Regions from separate parts of the Homo sapiens genome. Here regions 1 and 3 are each linked to region 2. A link is a contact called in ENCODE Hi-C or POLR2A ChIA-PET data. All regions are on one chromosome and are shown on one strand. Each heading gives the region's core, a stretch centred on a gene start or an enhancer-like site at or near the end of the contact. The rest is flanking DNA. Distances are from core to core; before and after follow the strand shown.

Evidence for each region. A loop is a pair of places that touch in the nucleus more often than their neighbours do. ChIA-PET counts read pairs that join two places held with the same protein, here RNA polymerase II (POLR2A). Pooled maps may share reads with other maps.
Region 1: a map of HepG2 shows a loop between it and region 2 (1.9-fold over the local background). The contact joins the enhancer-like site here to the promoter of CFTR in region 2. A Hi-C loop is called at or near these places in 1 of 168 maps with a recorded cell type or tissue (HepG2). POLR2A ChIA-PET finds 5 or more read pairs at or near these places in 2 of 52 experiments (OCI-LY7 and PC-9).
Region 3: a loop to region 2 is called in a map of Caco-2, with 4 times the contacts of the local background. The contact joins the enhancer-like site here to the promoter of CFTR in region 2. A Hi-C loop is called at or near these places in 3 of 168 maps with a recorded cell type or tissue (Caco-2, endothelial cell of umbilical vein and heart right ventricle), 1 of 37 single-sample maps with no recorded cell type and 4 of 50 pooled maps. POLR2A ChIA-PET finds 5 or more read pairs at or near these places in 2 of 52 experiments (OCI-LY7 and PC-9).

The regions. Positions count from the first base shown.
Region 1 is chr7:117,654,966-117,658,152 of GRCh38, forward strand. All of the region lies in intron 24 of CFTR (CF transmembrane conductance regulator), which reads left to right. Among named protein-coding and RNA genes, the nearest start is that of CFTR-AS2, 9.1 kb to the left of the region's middle. Within about 2 kb of position 1,891, at least 2 of the 41 ENCODE cell types and tissues checked have a DNase peak (open chromatin) inside an H3K27ac peak, as active enhancers do.
Region 2 is chr7:117,478,276-117,481,274 of GRCh38, forward strand. CFTR (CF transmembrane conductance regulator) reads left to right here and starts at 1,750. Exons shown (of 27, transcript NM_000492.4): 1 at 1,750-1,872. The coding sequence starts at 1,820. RefSeq lists a silencer at 1-1,443, promoters at 1-1,786, 35-1,786, 999-1,785, 1,187-1,819, 1,647-1,772, cis regulatory regions at 933, 1,008, 1,410, 1,561-1,568, 1,812 and an enhancer at 1,691-1,717.
Region 3 is chr7:117,672,170-117,675,580 of GRCh38, forward strand. No RefSeq gene overlaps it. Among named protein-coding and RNA genes, the nearest start is that of CFTR-AS2, 26 kb to the left of the region's middle. RefSeq lists an enhancer at 1,446-2,019 and a cis regulatory region at 1,876-1,889. Within about 2 kb of position 1,327, at least 11 of the 41 ENCODE cell types and tissues checked have a DNase peak (open chromatin) inside an H3K27ac peak, as active enhancers do.

The DNA.
Region 1 (3,187 bases), core at 641-3,140, 180 kb after region 2:
TCCATTGTCTTGGACTATAAATTCTGGCTTCTGTTTAGGTGGCTGACTAATATCCCCACTGTCTGAATGCATAGCACCTAGTTTCTGTTGAGATGGCTAGTCCATAGTAATTTACTTATCAAATTTGGCCACACCCTTTGTATTCTCTCCTGAGCAGGCTTTCTCATCTTTCACAATATGGATAGGCTGAGAATTTTCCAAATTTTGAAGTTCTGCTTCCCTTTTGATCAATAATTCCATTTTAAAGTCATTTCTCATCTTGAATTTTACTATGAGCAGTCAAGAGTAACTAAGCTGCTCCTTCAACTTTGCTTGGATATTTCCTCAGTCAAACATTCAATTTCATTGCTTTCAAGTTCTGCCTTCCACAAAACACTAGGACACAAACAGCTCAGCCAAGTTCTTTGACATTTTATAAGAAGGATAGCTTTTCCTCCATTGTCCAATAACATGTTCCTCATTTCCATCTGAAAACCCATCAGATTGGCCTTTACCGTCCATATTTCTGGGAACATTCTGCTCATGACCACTTAGGTATTCGGTAAGAAGATAGTAGCTTTCTCTATAGCTCTCCTCCTCTCTGGAGCCCTCACCAGAATGGCCTTTAATTGTCCATTCACAGCAATGTAGGCTTTTTCTAGCATGTACCTGAAAACTCTTCCAGCCTCTACTCATTACCTTGTTCCAAAGCTGCTTCCACATTGAGTATTTGTTACAGCAGTACCCAGATCCCAGTACCAATATTCTGTCTTAGTCCATTGGGGCTACTACACGATGTCTTATAAACAACAGTAAAATTTATTTTTCACAGTTGTGGAGGCTGGGAAGTTCAAAATCTGGTGCCAGCAGATTTTGTGTCTGGTGAAGGCCTTCTTCCTCACAGATGGCTGTGTTCTCACTGTGTTGTTACATGGCAGAAGAGTGGGCAGGCTAGCTCTCTGGGATGTCTTTTATAAGGGCAGTAATCCAAATCATGGGTTTAGGGTAGAGCCCTCATGACCTAAATCACCTCCCAAAGGCCCCACCTCCTAATACCAGCATCTTTGAAGTTAGGATTTCAACATATGACTTTGGCAGGGGGACAGAAGCTTTCAGTTTATAGCAAACCCTATAGGTAGCACTACTTTGTCCTTTCCTAATCAATTTGCGTCAATGAAACATGAATTAGAAGAGACCTAGGCGACTCCACTATACTGGGATTATTCCCAGTATAAATTATCATCTCTCCACACCTTCTCATCTACTCCCTATCTGAGTTCTGAAGCTCTCCACTACAAGAAGGAGGCTTTGGTTTGACTTGATATACTTCTCTGGGAAACAGGTTTAGCATAAAACAGTGATGCTCATTCTAGAACACCTGCAAATGACAATAGTTTTCTTTCGAAGTCGCCAGGAATCGTCTGCCTTTGGGTATGTGGCTGTGAGCACTGCCGGGCAAAATGCCATATGACCTAGATGAGGCATATGCCATCCTTTGAAGCCATTAGGACATTATATAGGAAATATATTAACTAAAATGGAATAAAATTTTCTAAATAACACCTTATGTTTATCCAACAGGTGGTTCATTATACTTGAGAGCATTATACAGAGGAATTTGATGGGGAGGAGAGCTGGAGAAATTCTCGAAATTCTGGGTTTCTTTAACAGAATACTCTAGCTATAAACTTATAATTTTAAAAAATAAGCATTATATTAAAGAAAAGGGAACATAAATTATTTTGTTTTATTAAACTTAAGTCCAAAGGTCTGGATTGTGGCAGAATAGGATCAGGGGACCTAAAATGTTGAGCCTCAAAGGTCTTCTTAGAGAACAACTGTATTCCACTATTAGCGCTTTTGGTCCTTTTAGCCCAATTTCTGTTTATCCCAAATGTTCTTCCCTTTTCTGCCTTCCTTCACAGTGGACCCTGCCAGGAGCTTTGAAATGCCTGTGAGTGTTAAACACTTACCCATTGAGTGCCCAACCTTAACATGCCCCTAATAAAATGTACTTAGATTAACCGTTTTCATTATCAAAGTTTCCTTATTACCCAACAAACACAGGCGCTTTAAAGAAAACATTAACTAAATTGCAAGTGACACATTTTAAGATCTTTGATATGACTTCAGAGAATGCACTATAGGAACACAATGCAATGGGAGGGAAACTTGGGAGGGAAGACATTAGCCTTTATAAAATCTGCAAGTATTGCCAAATCAAAATAAAATTTACAGGAAAGCAGGATCATAAATATAATCTAAAATCTTAGAACCTGTGGTTATGATTTTAAATACTAATACAATGCAAAATTTTTACCTGTTTAGGTTTTTATTTCATCAGTTCATATTTAGGTATATACTTTTACTGTTCTCCTTTTTTATAATTTACCATTCACAAAGATGATGATGTTAGTCTAACTTTAATGTCATGAGTGCTTTGAGTAGTAGTGCTAAGTTTTTGTTGAGTAGTAGTGTGCTTTTTTGATTAGTAGTGATAGGTTTTTGATGAGTAAGCCTGCTAGCAGCATACAAACAAACAAGCAAGTATCAGCCTAGAGAAGCAGAAAAGGCATTTGGGTTTCAAAGTCACAAGGCCTAGGCTTTAGTCTAATACAGCTGATAATACAATTTGTCCAAACAGGACATTTTTGGGTGTGTCAAACACTAAACTGGACAGGACATTATGACAAAAGTGCAAAGCAGGACTTTCCGGGGCAAACCAGGATGTATGTCATCTCACTGAGTCCTCTCTTTGTCCTTGCCATGACTAGTATCTCTAGAGGTAAATGAACAGAGTAATGACAAATAGCCAGACACCTGAATCTTATCCCAACAGCACCTCCTACATAATTCCCCATTATCCCAAATGGAAATTAAAAATATATACAGTGATAATTCCAGGCCAAGAAATGCTTTATTTCTAGCTTGGACTTGGCTTCCATGTCCAGTGTAGAATCTTATCCTTGCTGATCTGGACTGTATCTCATGAAGCCATGACTTGTACCTAGTTACTAGCTGGAAGGCTTAGAACAAAAGCTGGTCCAGAGAGCCTCCTTTTTCCTTATTTCCTGGGTCCACACCTTTACCATGGCAGTCTGCCTATCATTTGATGGAGGAATTTAAAGCAAGTCCAAGGGAAGGGAAGAGAGTTTCTAAAATCTAGAACTTGGATAGTTTAATTTACCTATCCCAAAACAGCTTAGGC
Region 2 (2,999 bases), core at 500-2,999:
AACAACAGATTGGGAATGGGGAAGTGGATGTGGTGAGTTCAATCACATGTCTGGGAAAAGTCAATAGTGAAGACAGAGTCTCACAATTTTTTGTCATAATGGAGAGATGAAAACACAGGTAGAGGATTTCAAACAACAGAGTGGATGGTGAGTTAAAAATGCTGAAATTCTTTCCTGGTGTCTAACTTAATGCAATGTGGTTTATCTCTTTGCTCTTTTCTCTACTATTCAAATTTAGGATAATAAAGATTAAATGTTTCTAAATCTTACTTTACAATATCAAGAAAAAAAGGTATGCTTTTGCCCACGGAAGGGCAAAGCAGAGCTATGAAAACCTGCTGAACACATTCTTTATTTTCAACACAGGTTCTTGTCTTTCCATCATGAAATGCACATTTTATTTGTACTGTATTTGGGTGACCACAAGTCAACAACAAGATAATTCACAAGACCCTTGCCTTAGATGTGTCGGCAATAAAGTAATCAGGCCAAAATTTTTACTTTCCTTTGAATTTTTCAATTCAAACACAATGTATGCTTGCTTTTACACAGTAGGGTTCAGGGATTAGAGGGTTGGCTCTTTAAAAACCGTCAGAGACACAGGCAATCCTACACAAAATTCTCAGAAGGAAGGCGCCTACGCCTGGGAATGCCCAGATGCCCCTCAGAGAGTTGAAGATGGCGTTTCTCTGAGTCAGGTCAAAGTTAACACATTACCTTCGCTTCAAAGACTGCTTGGCTTCCTTTCGGTGGATTAGTCAAGATGTTTTGCTGACTGAGACTAGGAAATCTATAGGAGGGCGGGTTAGTTTACATTGTTCCTTGTCATTATCGCTAAAACACTCCAAAGCCTTCCTTAAAAATGCGCACTGGGCTAAAAAGGATAGACAAGGAACACATCCTGGGCCGGTAATTACGCAAAGCATTATCTCCTCTTACCTCCTTGCAGATTTTTTTTTCTCTTTCAGTACGTGTCCTAAGATTTCTGTGCCACCCTTGGAGTTCACTCACCTAAACCTGAAACTAATAAAGCTTGGTTCTTTTCTCCGACACGCAAAGGAAGCGCTAAGGTAAATGCATCAGACCCACACTGCCGCGGAACTTTTCGGCTCTCTAAGGCTGTATTTTGATATACGAAAGGCACATTTTCCTTCCCTTTTCAAAATGCACCTTGCAAACGTAACAGGAACCCGACTAGGATCATCGGGAAAAGGAGGAGGAGGAGGAAGGCAGGCTCCGGGGAAGCTGGTGGCAGCGGGTCCTGGGTCTGGCGGACCCTGACGCGAAGGAGGGTCTAGGAAGCTCTCCGGGGAGCCGGTTCTCCCGCCGGTGGCTTCTTCTGTCCTCCAGCGTTGCCAACTGGACCTAAAGAGAGGCCGCGACTGTCGCCCACCTGCGGGATGGGCCTGGTGCTGGGCGGTAAGGACACGGACCTGGAAGGAGCGCGCGCGAGGGAGGGAGGCTGGGAGTCAGAATCGGGAAAGGGAGGTGCGGGGCGGCGAGGGAGCGAAGGAGGAGAGGAGGAAGGAGCGGGAGGGGTGCTGGCGGGGGTGCGTAGTGGGTGGAGAAAGCCGCTAGAGCAAATTTGGGGCCGGACCAGGCAGCACTCGGCTTTTAACCTGGGCAGTGAAGGCGGGGGAAAGAGCAAAAGGAAGGGGTGGTGTGCGGAGTAGGGGTGGGTGGGGGGAATTGGAAGCAAATGACATCACAGCAGGTCAGAGAAAAAGGGTTGAGCGGCAGGCACCCAGAGTAGTAGGTCTTTGGCATTAGGAGCTTGAGCCCAGACGGCCCTAGCAGGGACCCCAGCGCCCGAGAGACCATGCAGAGGTCGCCTCTGGAAAAGGCCAGCGTTGTCTCCAAACTTTTTTTCAGGTGAGAAGGTGGCCAACCGAGCTTCGGAAAGACACGTGCCCACGAAAGAGGAGGGCGTGTGTATGGGTTGGGTTTGGGGTAAAGGAATAAGCAGTTTTTAAAAAGATGCGCTATCATTCATTGTTTTGAAAGAAAATGTGGGTATTGTAGAATAAAACAGAAAGCATTAAGAAGAGATGGAAGAATGAACTGAAGCTGATTGAATAGAGAGCCACATCTACTTGCAACTGAAAAGTTAGAATCTCAAGACTCAAGTACGCTACTATGCACTTGTTTTATTTCATTTTTCTAAGAAACTAAAAATACTTGTTAATAAGTACCTAAGTATGGTTTATTGGTTTTCCCCCTTCATGCCTTGGACACTTGATTGTCTTCTTGGCACATACAGGTGCCATGCCTGCATATAGTAAGTGCTCAGAAAACATTTCTTGACTGAATTCAGCCAACAAAAATTTTGGGGTAGGTAGAAAATATATGCTTAAAGTATTTATTGTTATGAGACTGGATATATCTAGTATTTGTCACAGGTAAATGATTCTTCAAAAATTGAAAGCAAATTTGTTGAAATATTTATTTTGAAAAAAGTTACTTCACAAGCTATAAATTTTAAAAGCCATAGGAATAGATACCGAAGTTATATCCAACTGACATTTAATAAATTGTATTCATAGCCTAATGTGATGAGCCACAGAAGCTTGCAAACTTTAATGAGATTTTTTAAAATAGCATCTAAGTTCGGAATCTTAGGCAAAGTGTTGTTAGATGTAGCACTTCATATTTGAAGTGTTCTTTGGATATTGCATCTACTTTGTTCCTGTTATTATACTGGTGTGAATGAATGAATAGGTACTGCTCTCTCTTGGGACATTACTTGACACATAATTACCCAATGAATAAGCATACTGAGGTATCAAAAAAGTCAAATATGTTATAAATAGCTCATATATGTGTGTAGGGGGGAAGGAATTTAGCTTTCACATCTCTCTTATGTTTAGTTCTCTGCATGTGCAGTTAATCCTGGAACTCCGGTGCTAAGGAGAGACTGTTGGCCCTTGAAGGAGAGCTCCTCCCTGTGGATGAGAGAGAAGGACTTTACTCTTTGGAATTATCTTTTTGTGTTGATGTTA
Region 3 (3,411 bases), core at 77-2,576, 190 kb after region 2:
GTGCCTTTAAATAACAATATTCCATTTCATATCAGTGCAAGTACCTTAAATTACAAATTTCTAGCTTCTGTCCCTTTTACCATTTCAGGTATTCATTTCATTTATATATTAGCTTATATATATCCCTACACTTGATTTTTCCTCATATGAGATTTTCTTTCCTCTTTCCCATTTAAAAAAATAAAATAAACTATTATAGCCACAGACTTTCTATTTTTATTTGTTTTCTGTATTGAAGTCTTGATTTTGGGGCTTTACTTGTCCCTGTCTATGCCCACTCCTATCTGACACACACTTTCTTAATTTATTTCCTAGTTGTTTCACTTTGTTTATCTTCATTATGAGGAAAAAAAGCCAAAACCTGAAATGAATATGCTTCCTTCCAGTAACCAGGGACCTTCCATGGTTGGGAAATTGTTACCTATTCGAGTGAAAGGCTAATAAAACCCCCAAGGTAAATATTTTAGTACTTCACTAAAGAAAGAACCTCAAATACTATGTGGAAGACAATTTAAAATGAGGTTTAAAGAGCTCAATATAAAAACCTGTTTGACCTGTTAAAACAGGTGTGGACAATCACAATTCCCTATTTAAAAATACAGTGAAAAAACCTACAAATGCAAGACAAATACATTGGAGCATGAGAACTCCAAATTGTTAGGTTAGGAATTAGAAGCTGTTCCCAGTGTGTAGAGCTAAGAGACCCAAGTCATTGTCAGTTGACAGGGAGCCGGGACTCAATACCTGTGTACTTTCTCAGAGAAAGGAGAGGTCTTGGCAAAATTTTGGGTTTATCCTTAATTCCATACAATGGGAATATTCAATTGCTCTTTAATCACTCAGTATTGATAGGGACAGGGGGCAGAGAAATTCTAGGCAGAAAAGGGCGGGACCCTGGTGAAACCCCACCCTCAATCCGAAAAACCTGAAACTGCCACCGAAAGTGAGAACTTCTATCCCTGTTTTCCCACTCGAATGTTGCCTTTTTCTAAACTACCCGTGGCCTGCTCCACCCCCATCCTTTGCCTATAAAAACCCCAGACTCAGTTGGTAGATGGGACTATAACTGGACATTGGAGAGAAGTGGCTTGACTTCAGAGCGACAGCTTGACAGCATACTTTGGAGAAGAATCTGAGAGGAGAAGGCAAGACTTCAGGGGAAGATTACCTATCTGCCCTGTCCCCTGTTCAGCTCTATTTCCCACTGAAAGCCACTTTCATCAGCAATAAAATCCCTCATTTACCATCCTTCAATTCGTTCATGTGACCTCATTTTTTCTGGACGCCAGACAAGAGCTTGGAGGCCACGAGTATGGATACAAAAGGCTGTCACACTGGCTGTTTGCCCTTGCTGGTGGAGGGCAGCTGCCTCACATGAAAAGGCAAAGAGCTCACTGAGCTGTTAACACTTAAGCCTTCCGCAGACGGCAGAGCTGAAAGAGCACTGCAACACACCCTCTGGGCCTCAGGCTCTCAGGCACTCCTACCTGGTTGCGCCGCTGGGCCCGCACAGAGTTTGCTACTGCCGGCACCTGAAAGCGGTTGGCTGGTTCCTGCACTCGCTCGTTCTGGTTCCTGCACTTATTCATTCGCACGCTCCCTCCCACAAGGGGTAGACGGGGCGGGATGGGTAAATGAGGCACCCCTGTCTCAAGTCCCGTGAAGGCGTCAGGGAAATAATCTGCTTCAGTTTCTCTAGTTGTAAAATGGTTAAGAACATTATGAAAGGTGGTCAACAACTTTATAAGTGAATATGCTAATGCTGGCCTTAATTCTAAAATGCTACTTGGATCAAAAGTTATGATTCAGTTCCAATACATCTTCTATTCATTGAAGTACAGAATCTGTACACAAAGTACAATTGTATCTTCAAAAACTGCCACCTTGTGGAGATTTGGTTTTATTGTTAAGACAGCCAGTGCCAACAACAGAAATGAGTACAGAGCCTCACATACTAATGTAAGTGAATCTCAAAGACATTTTATCTTTAAGCCATTTTGAAAAGTAGAAATTAAGCCTGAATAGTTTTGGGGCACAAATTGCTCTTTAACTCTCTTCTTTCCCATTCACCTTTGTCACTGATGGAATAATAGAAGGAGCAATCTTTATCAGCAATGGCAGATGTGCTGATAAATGAAACCAAAACTGAATTGACAAATATTGACACAAATACTTATAGAAGCAATTTAAAAATCTACCTTGCAATTAATCCTTATGAAATTTAAGTCATAATTTACTAAAAATTATAATATAAAGAAATAAACTTTCTCTGTTTTATTAAAAGAAAGGATCAATACATTTGGCCACAATTGATTGGCCATAATTTTTGTCAATGTTCTATAAGCTAATTGAAAATAAGACTATTTTAAATATAATTATCTCCCTTCTCCTTTGCCTTTTCATTGGCAGCAGGTGCCATGGGCTTATTCATATTCTAAAAGAGAAGTTGTGTGAGCAAATTTGTCATCATAGGCAATCCTCTTGTAAGGAAAAAATTATGATTTGATTTTTATTTTCTCTTATCTCCTAATTGGGTCAGATACTCCAGTGTCCTCGGGGAGCCAAACCAGGAGCCAGTGTGTCCTTACACAAACACAGCTTCCTTCCTGCTTGGAGCTCACACCAAGCATTTGCATTTGAACCAAGCAATGTTGACAGGCTATTGAGCCACAGAAGTTAAACATTCCAAGTGAGCCTGAGACGACCATTACATTCTTTTACATTTTCTGGTCGATTAAAATTTTAATTGTTTAAAATTTCAAATAGATACAAAAATAGACATAGAGTATAATAAACTTCACACCCCTGTCACTGAACTTCAATAGTTATCAGCTCACAGTCAATCTTATTTCATCTATGCTCCCTCATGCTTCCCTCCTATATTATTTTGTGCAAATCCAAACAGCATATAACTTTAGCTCTATGTGTCTCTAAAAGACACGGCTTTCTCTATCATTCTTTTTCTTTTGAAACTGATCCATATTACCTTTACCAGAACTAGAAAAACAGTCATCTTTAATATCCTCAAATATTCACTCCATGTATAAACGTCATTGTCAGTTTTTTCCCAAATATAGGTAGTCCTCATGTTGCACATTAATATGGCACTATGAAAATCACCATGCAAGATAATTTAAATAATTAATGGGGGAAAAATTGTTCCATGACCTTTAAAAATATTAAAAATTTAAAACTTTCTTACTGTTGGTTATAAACAATAGGGACACAAAAATAGTGAAACATTTAGTAAGTAATTTAAAACATTAGAAACACTGAGAATTAAAATGTTTCTTTTAAACTACTTATCAAGAGTAGTTTGAGCAATACTTGGTTTCTTTTGGTTATGTAACTTGCAATATGAAGAAAGCATCTTTTCTATGCCTGGGCAAGTTGTCATACTCCTTTCTAATT